Regions from separate parts of the Mus musculus genome. Here region 1 is linked to region 2. A link is a contact called in ENCODE Hi-C data. All regions are on one chromosome and are shown on one strand. The core of a region is the stretch at or near the end of the contact, and the rest is flanking DNA. Distances in the headings are between cores, read along the strand shown.

What was found. A loop is a pair of places that touch in the nucleus more often than their neighbours do.
Region 1: a map of heart shows a loop between it and region 2 (5-fold over the local background). The contact joins the promoter of Wipf1 here to the enhancer-like site in region 2. A Hi-C loop is called at or near these places in 11 of 37 maps with a recorded cell type or tissue (T-helper 2 cell, adrenal gland, gastrocnemius and 2 more).

What each region holds. Positions count from the first base shown.
Region 1 is chr2:73,527,000-73,531,256 of GRCm38, reverse strand. It overlaps Wipf1 (WAS/WASL interacting protein family, member 1), which reads left to right and starts at 1,770. Exons shown (of 8, transcript NM_153138.4): 1 at 1,770-1,930.
Region 2 is chr2:73,489,752-73,494,206 of GRCm38, reverse strand. All of the region lies in intron 1 of Wipf1 (WAS/WASL interacting protein family, member 1), which reads left to right. Among named protein-coding and RNA genes, the nearest start is that of Wipf1, 38 kb to the left of the region's middle. Within about 2 kb of position 2,119, at least 2 of the 3 ENCODE cell types and tissues checked have a DNase peak (open chromatin) inside an H3K27ac peak, as active enhancers do; they include gastrocnemius and heart, where a contact is called at or near this core.

The sequences.
Region 1 (4,257 bases), core at 521-3,020, 37 kb before region 2:
GTTCAGTGTGTACAATAGAGACAGATGCCTATTTCACAGAGGTTCCTGTGAGAACTCAATGAGGCAGGTAAGCTCCCTTATCTGGTGTTTGAGACTGCCATCTATTCAGGAGAAGGTAACCAAAATAAAGTCCTGGTTATAAGGGGGTGGGAGGTCCAAAGGCACTGGATTAGGAGTTAGAGTGGCTCCCAAGATGGGAGTCATGAAACAAGAAGCAGAATAGGTTCAGAGCGCCTCTGTCTACAATAGAAAGACCAAATGTCAGCAGAAACCATCTCGAGCTGAACGTGTACTTAATGTCCCTGGCTGCTCCCACTGCTTAGCAACCCGGCGGCACAATGCAGCATAGTATGGATTGTTTACCCTCCTCATGGATTCCCTGTGTTGTCAAGCAACAAGAAGGAATATTTACCACACACTGCTAACCCAGGAAAAGATCCAAACTCAATGCGCCAGAACTGGAGAAAATGGTTCAGCGGTTAAGAGCACTTGCTGCTCTTAACAGAGGACACTTAGATTCCCAGCATCTACGTGGTAGCTCCCAACCGTCTGTAATTCCATTATCAGGGCATCCCACACCTTCTTATGGCCTCTGTGGCACCAGGCAAGCACATGATACAGATAGATATATTTGCAGGCAAACCACTTGTACACATTAAATAAATACATACATAAAAGGCAAATATAGCATAGACCTTAGACGAATACAGTTAACAGTGGGAGTTTGTAACCATCCTGGAATTCATGGTGAGACCTAAAAATAACAAAAACAAAACAAAAAGGAAAGAGTGCATTTAGAGACTCCTACCAAAAAAAAAAAAAAAACAAACAAACAAACAAAAAAAAAAACAAAAAAAAACGCTAATAAGAGTTTAGGAGAGGTGGCCCTGTCGCTGTCTTTCCAGGATTATCGTATCCGCCAGAAGCATGTCACAGAGACTGCACACATAGGGACAACTCAGCACAGAAAGCCTGAAGCCGAGGCATTCTAGATGCCACATTCTGAGGTGCATCTTTCAAAGCTTCCCTGCCTTTACCCAGAGAGCTACGTCGTCTCGGTAGCTTTACTATCCGGTCCAGTAGTTATACTGACCATAACTGTCTTTGTCTTTCAAATGTATATGTTCTAATGTGTCATCCCAGTGTTAACTTGCCTTTAAGGCCTGATAGTGGTGTTTTTGAGAACTGGCAAGAGCCATGTGAAAGGGCCTCGGGTTTCTCCTTATACTCGCTCGGCTCTTGATCTTTCTATGTTTGCAGAAGTCGGTGGAAAAAAAAAAAAAAAAGATTCCAAGAATCCCAACCGATAGGCACCTTACCCTGGGAAGAGCTGTGCGCTCCCAGTGGGCGGGGATTGGGGACGCGCGTGGCCCTTGGGCTTCAGTGGGGCCACTCCATCTTAGAAGCCAGTTTTTACAGTGAATGGAAACTTTTAAGTTTCTCAAAGCGGGGGGCGCCCTCTGATTCGGGAGCGGAGTGGAGATGACCGGAAAAGGCTTTCCCTGTGTTGGGGGGAGAGCACCCCACTCGGAGGCCCGGGTAGTTTCTAGGGACAGCGTCTTGGGTTGGGTATCCCTTCCAGGTCCGGCTCCTGGGCGCACGCAGGTCCGGACCCCTCGGCCTCCGCCCCGGGGAGAGCCCAGCCCAGGCTCCGGTCCCGCCGGCCTCGGAAGTCAGGGCGCGGCGAGGGCGAAGGGCGAAGGGCCAGCGGCTGCCTCGGCGTCCGCGTGTGGCGGGGGCCGTAGGGGGAGGACGCGGGCCGAGGGGGAGGGCGCACATCTCGGCGAAGTTCCCGGATGGTCGCAGCCTCCCGGCGCGGAGCGCTTTTCCTGCCCGCCCCGGCTCAGCCCTGCGGACCCAGAGAGAAGTTTCCCAGAAAAAAATGCCCCGCGCGCCGCGGGGCCGAGGAGCCGCCCGGAGCCGCTGCACGGTAAGGGAGCCGCGCCCCACCATGCAGGGCGCGTCCGGGGTGCACGGAGTTGGGGTGCAGACGGGCGGGTTGTCGGGGCCGCGTCCTCGGCGCCCAGGGGAGCGATCCCCGCTCAGGCCCGCGGTCCAGCCCGCGCGGGAGGAAGGGGCGGCGGCTGCCGGGGCTCGAGATGCCGCGATCCCCGCTGAGCGCTGCGGGGCTGCACCGACCCAGGACCGCCCGTGGACCCGATGGATCTAACCGCGGTCTCCCTGGGATGCCCGGGAACCGCATCTGCAACTCCATCTCCACCGAGGGCGGGTGACTTTGGAGTTTAGGGCTCCCAGAACTTGGCTCCAGTGCTCCCGGGCAGCCTGATCCCGGGTATGGGCGCGCTCTAGGTGCCTATGTCTGCTCCTGAAAGGGCGGCCAGCTCGGGTCAGGGCTTTGCGCCCGGGGCCTCTCCCTAAATCGTGGACCGCTTCCCTTCAGCCTTCATCTCCCGCTACTTTAGCATGCTTTTCTTTTCAAAGAAAGAACAGTGAAACTTAACTAGTGCAAGAGAAATCCAATAGGGATGACCCAGATCCTCGGTTTGTGGCTAGACTTTGAACTCAGATTAACAAAAGGTGTGTCTGTGTGGAACCTGGTTTGACTGGGTCTTGCTTAATCTCCAAGGAATATCCCCGGGCTATAGGCTCCTAACCCCTCAGGGTTTCTACAGTGAGCAGATTTGGTCTCTTTCTCTGAAAATCGCTAGTCTGTCTTGGATCTTCCTTGCCCTTCATCTCTCTGGTTCCTGAGCGGGCCTGCAGGTAGACCCACAGGGACAGCGGACACGTGTGCAGCCTGGGTAGGTTTTCTTTTAACAGCTTCCATATAATTTGAATACTGTATTTTCATTTGATAGATTTTTTTTTGCCTCCTCAAAAAATGCTTATTTCAATAATTGATAAATAACTTAAAAGTTTGTAGATCATGTTTTTGACTTCTTAAAGAGAGAAAGTCTTTCATAAACTATGGGCTCTCTGCTTCTTACAGTGCTCAGGGCACTGCCTTCTACCCTGATTACCTGCCAGTTGCGGTTCACCAGGCTGATCCTCTCAGAGGCATGGGGTGGTGTACACATATGTGTACAGATCGTACACATATCTGTGAGTGCCGGTTGCCGGCTGAAGAGAAGCTGCAGACTGGGTTTTCCAAGTGTTCTGGATCCGCTCAGCGACATCACCGTCTTCCCTGAGTAGCTTTTCTCTTTGGGAATCACATGAGCGCTTTTAGATTACGTGATGGAAAGCAAAGAGATCTGAAAGCAGGGAATGATCAAACTCTGGGATAGAAAGGGAGAATGAACTTATTTGCAGATGGAGGGATTCGCATCTTACTTCCGTTGTCCATTTCACACATTTTCTTCTGTGTGTTTAGCTACTGCCGGATGCCCTTAAACCTACTGTGTGACTCGGTTGACAGTCTTTCCACCGCTGGGTGTGAGGCTAGAACAGGATAACAGGTTATGAGACAGCAAGAAGCAATTTGATACAAAGTAACCAGTCACCAGGCACCGTGTAACAACAAGACACAAGAGCAAAAAGGAACTGCCAGAGAGTTGGTAGGTAGCAAAGAGCAGAATGCCTGTGTCTTTTAAATTGACCGTGCCAAGGTGCTTTGGCCGCCATGAGCCAGGTTTCATGAATGTTCATGATACTCCGTTTTTTCTCACAGTCTTGGATAACTGAATGTGTTCCTAACTATAGCTGTAGTTTTAAAGTTGAGCACTTTCCACGGTGATGCCAAATATTCTTTTATTCCTTTTATACTTTTATTCTAAAGTACACAGGACATTTTTATTTCTTGCTGCAACCTGTTCATTTCTAAGAACCTGGGAATCTAGGTCCCAGAGCTCTGGCCATCCTGGGGCCTGTCCTCCAATGGAGTCTACTAGATTTCTGATGATTTCCGTACGGAGGCCCCACTGAGCTGCCTTCCAGCAACCCACGTAGCCAGGCCACCAGCCCCACACACGCCAATTAGGCTGCAGCTGGAATCAAGCTCATGGCTCTTTGAGCATCGAGGGTCTTTACTGGAAGATGCTGTCATGCTCTCCGCTGGGTAGAGTTAGCTCAGAAGGACTTGTCCTGGATGTTTACCATCACTGTAGACAACCTTGTTTGGAACAGCAGAGCTGGAAGGCAAATGTGGTAAGGTAGGGGAGAACAAGGGGTTCAAGGAGTGGGATTCCTTCCAGCTGCTGGGAGTCGGCCTTTCATTGGCTCCTTCCGTTAGCAATTACTTATCACTGTGTATGTGCTTGCCATGGAGAGATTCGAAGGCGCCTTCACATTCTGTCC
Region 2 (4,455 bases), core at 870-3,369:
ACTCTTGACAGATGTTTGTGTTCTGTAAATTTACTTCCTTTGCAGAGCATGTAATTTAGGCTGTCTGCAGCCACTTCAAAATCAAAATCAGAGTCCAGGAAAAAAAAAATAGGATAAACACATCAGGTTGGGTTTGCTGTTACTCAGCTGGATATGACCCCCACTCTAATTATACCCTGCATAAATCTGGGGCTTCCCACGACCAGATTCTCCCTGGAGTCTCCATCAGAGAACACCCACTTTAATACCAGGAGCCTTAAAGAACACATCTCTTTAATCCAGGTTTCTCCAAAAGGCACTAAGTAAGTGTTTATAATACACACACTTCCCCGAAGTTCAGTGAGGGTACCTGTTCTTCCCTCAGAGCCCAGGGCTGATTCTAAGTATGGTTTTAATTCTCCCAAGCACATGGCTTCCCATTAACAATGGTGCTTTTCTTGCCTATTTATCATGGCAATGTTGTAATAAGTGCTGCAGTACCACCTGCAGGCTCATAGCTGTTTTGTGGAGCTCTAATTGAGGCTTCCTAGAATGATCTAAACTTCATTCCTCCTGATTCCCAAATAGCCTTTGTCGTCTGCATGCAGAGCACCTCAGAAGTGAAGTCCCTTGCTTGACCAGTTGTTTTGCTAATCTAGAACTTCCTGAGCCTAAAATTCTCTACTTATCAAGAATGGCACGCCTTCAGTCTACAAGAAAGGACAGGGGCAAAGTGGTAGGAGTTCTTGCCATCCAAGTGTGAGGATCTGAGTTTAACCTTCAGGGCCCACATAAAAAGTGGTCTAAAGTGATGTGCTTATAATCCATGCCCTGGTAGATGGATGTAATCCAAGTGGAGGTCGGAGGGGCATTCCTGAGGCTTGCTGGGCAACCAGTTCAGCAGAACCTGTGAGCTCTGGTCAGTGAGAAACCCCACTTCAGGTGGGGAGCGGGAGCGGGAGAGGGGGGGTGGGGAGAGGGAACAGGGGGTGGGGAGAGAGGGAGAAATTGAAGAAGAGAGCTGATGTTAATTTCCAGCTTACACACACACACATACATATAAACATATATACACATGCGTACACACACATACACACAAATACACAATACATACACACACATGCATACACACACACACACACACACACACTGAGTAGCGTATGAACACAGGCATCATGGTTCTTAGAACTGTCCTGCCTGCTTCTGGAATCCTGTATTTACTGTGATTCTTAACCTCATCCTGGGTGACAACAGGAATTTTTTTTTATGACTAACAATTATTTTTATTCCTAATAATTACATAATTATCATTTTGAGAACACTCGTGTTTTCATAATTCACTTTTAAAATAGGGACTTTCTAAATATTATTTTATCTTTCAGGGTTTTTTTCTTTTATTGAAAATAGTTTTGTTTTTTTTTTTCACGTGTATATATATATATATATATATATATATATATATATACACATACATACATATACATATACATATATATCTCCTGATTATGGTTCTCCCTTCCTCTGCTCCTCCTAGCTCCTCCCCACCTCCCTCCCATCAGGATCCACCCCCTTTCTGTCTCTCATTAGCAAATACACAGGCTTCTATGGGATAATGATAAAATAGGAATAAAAAAATCTACACATTGGGATAGAACAAAATAGAAAAAAAAAAGAAAGAAAGAAAGAAAAAAAGCCCAAGGAAGACACAAGAAAAAGAGACACACATTCTCATTCTCGGGAATTCCATAATACTGTGATGCTATGTATGCAAAAGACCTGTAAGGTAAAAAAGAGAGAATAAAAAAATACATATATAAAAAAAAAACAAAAAGAAAAAGACAAGGAAAAAAGCCTGACCCAACATTGTGAGGCAGTGACCCAACAAAGACTCCCTTGAGCTTGCTTTCTGTTGGCATTTACTCCTGGGCATGCCCTACCCTGAGGAACAGTTTGTGTCCCCAGTGAGACTCCTTTGGAGAACACTAAATTCTAATTTTCAATTTGCTAGTCATTATCATTTGGAGCTAGTATCTGGGTTAGGGATGGGGCATGTGTCCTTCATCCTCTCAGCTCTAGGGCCCCCCCTGGAGGAGACCTGTGTAGCAGCATGGCTTTTCTGTGTCCCTAGCCATTCTTTTTATGAACAAAGAAACTCCTCATTTCCCTTCTATCTTGATTAGCCATAAAGATGAACAAACAGCTTGGTTATTTGCAATCCAGTTCCGTAAGGTTGAAAGAAGCCAACTTGGTGTATGGCGTCAGGCCCTGTGGCATGCCAGATAGTGAGCCAGCTAGGGAGGGAGGGAGGGCTCTGACTTTGGGAGCAGATGGTCCAAAGCCTGATAATTCCAGCTTCCATTACATTGCAACCACACAAACAACGTTCCACTGTGTGGGGCACCATCAGGAGAACTTTGTCAACCTTTCAACTTCCCTTTAACTGCTCCAAGGGCTCACAGATTCCGTGCATGTAGTCTTTTCGAATGAGTGGGAAGGGGAAAGCCTTTACATGATGTAATGCCCCAAAAATCCCCCCACAGTTTCTGAGGGAAGCAGTTGCTCTCTGTCTGTCTGGACAAGCTGACTTCAGTGGGACGCTTTTTCCTAGACAACCCAGGGCAATGTGCATGGACGGACTCTGGCTCTCCTCTCTCGGAGCCTGAACAGCAAGAGGACTGTTTGCACGTGCACAGGAAGTGACACTGGATGCTGTCAGAAGCTTTGGTATCAAATCCTAGGTCCACCACTTATTTACTGGTTTGGGGGAAATCCCTTTAATTCTTGAAAGGTGGCTCTCTCCATTTGGGACGATAAACCTGAATAATTAAAATTGATCTACTTATGCTTAAACAAAAGCACTGTTATCTAGCAGTCTATCGATTCTTGGCAGTCCTACCTAACCAGTTTCTGAGCAGTAAATCGGAGTTCCTGGAAGTTATTTCGATTGTTCCTAGATCTCTATCCCTCTTCCTTCTTTACTGTCGCTCCAGTCTGTGAAAAATTAAGTATGGAATTTAAATGTTACTCAAATGCATACATTGTAAATGTAAAATGTGCACACACACACACACACACATACACACACTGCTGTACAACCAACACATGCATTTTGTGGCCAGAATTCCTTCCTCCCACCCCTAGTCATACCAATGTTTAAAAGATTGACAACTACTTCATTTTCAGAAATGAGAAGTTTACAGGGTCCAAGTCCTCTGACTTCTTAGCTGTCCATTAGGAAAGTCAGACTTCTGGCTGCTTTTCTCAGTTGAATTCCTTAGCTCTTTAGAGGATGTGTTAGCATTCCTGTGATCCTGCCTCATTCTAGAGCAGATACCTTAGCTGGTCACTCTAGTAATGAGGCGTGAGGTAGTCAGAAACACCTTGGGCAACTTCTCTCCTGTAGATCCTGTAGCAGGTTGTCCTAGTGTCTGTGGGCCTCAGAGCCTAAAGTTTGACATTCCCCCCCCCCCCCCCCAGGATGGTCTTGGCTGTGTCCCAGCTTTGGTTTCCTGGATGCCTCTACTCCACACTATTGGTTAGAACTATAGTTTACCCTCCATACAGGAAGGGAGGAAGTCAGTGGGGAGCTTGCAGTCTGCCCTCTGCCCTCTGATAGCATTTCTAGAGCCTGGTGTAGTGGCACTCCAGTCTTCAGAAAGCTGAGACCGGAGGATTGCAAATTTGAGCCCAGTCTGGGCTTCATAGCAAGACTCTATCCTATCCCTCATATACCTCCAAAGAGAACAGTTTCAAGTGCTCTGTAATGTCACCCTTAGCTCTGCCATTATTGTTACTAACATGAAGCTATATTTCCTGTAAACGGCGACTTTACCGCTACCAGGGTCCTGCTGACAGTGCTCTATCACTGACTCAGAAAGGCCACTTGCATTTAATATCTAGAGAAATGTATAGGTAGGATTTCTAAACCATTAAAATTGAATGCACGTATTCACGGTCAAGATTAGAGGATATTATAATAATAAAAAGCATGTTCAGTCAGCAAAAAATTAAGAAAAAGGGGAAACAAAAAAATATAATAATATGTATACTAAAAATGGAAACAAATGTGAGCAGATTAAGTTCTAATAAAACCATTGGGTCTCAGAGACATTAAACAGATGATGGAGATGTAATTCAGTGGTAAAGCACTTGTCTACCATGACTGAGCCCTGTGTTCAACTCCCAGCATGGGAAGAGCAAAACACTTGCTGGCTGTTTGCTATCTTCAGGATTGTGTGTCAGTTAACATTGCACAGCAATTCGGCAGCAGCTGGTAAAATGCCAACTAACAAAACAAATGGAGGAATGGAAACTTTATTATTAAATATAAAAACCTTAAGCAAAGCTATAGAAACACAAGAGTGTAAATCCAAGAAGACTTATCCACAGTGAACATGAGTATGACTGTCTTATCACTTAATTAAATGAAGCAAAATCTGTTAGTGCAACTAAAGTAGTGAAACACATGAGATATAA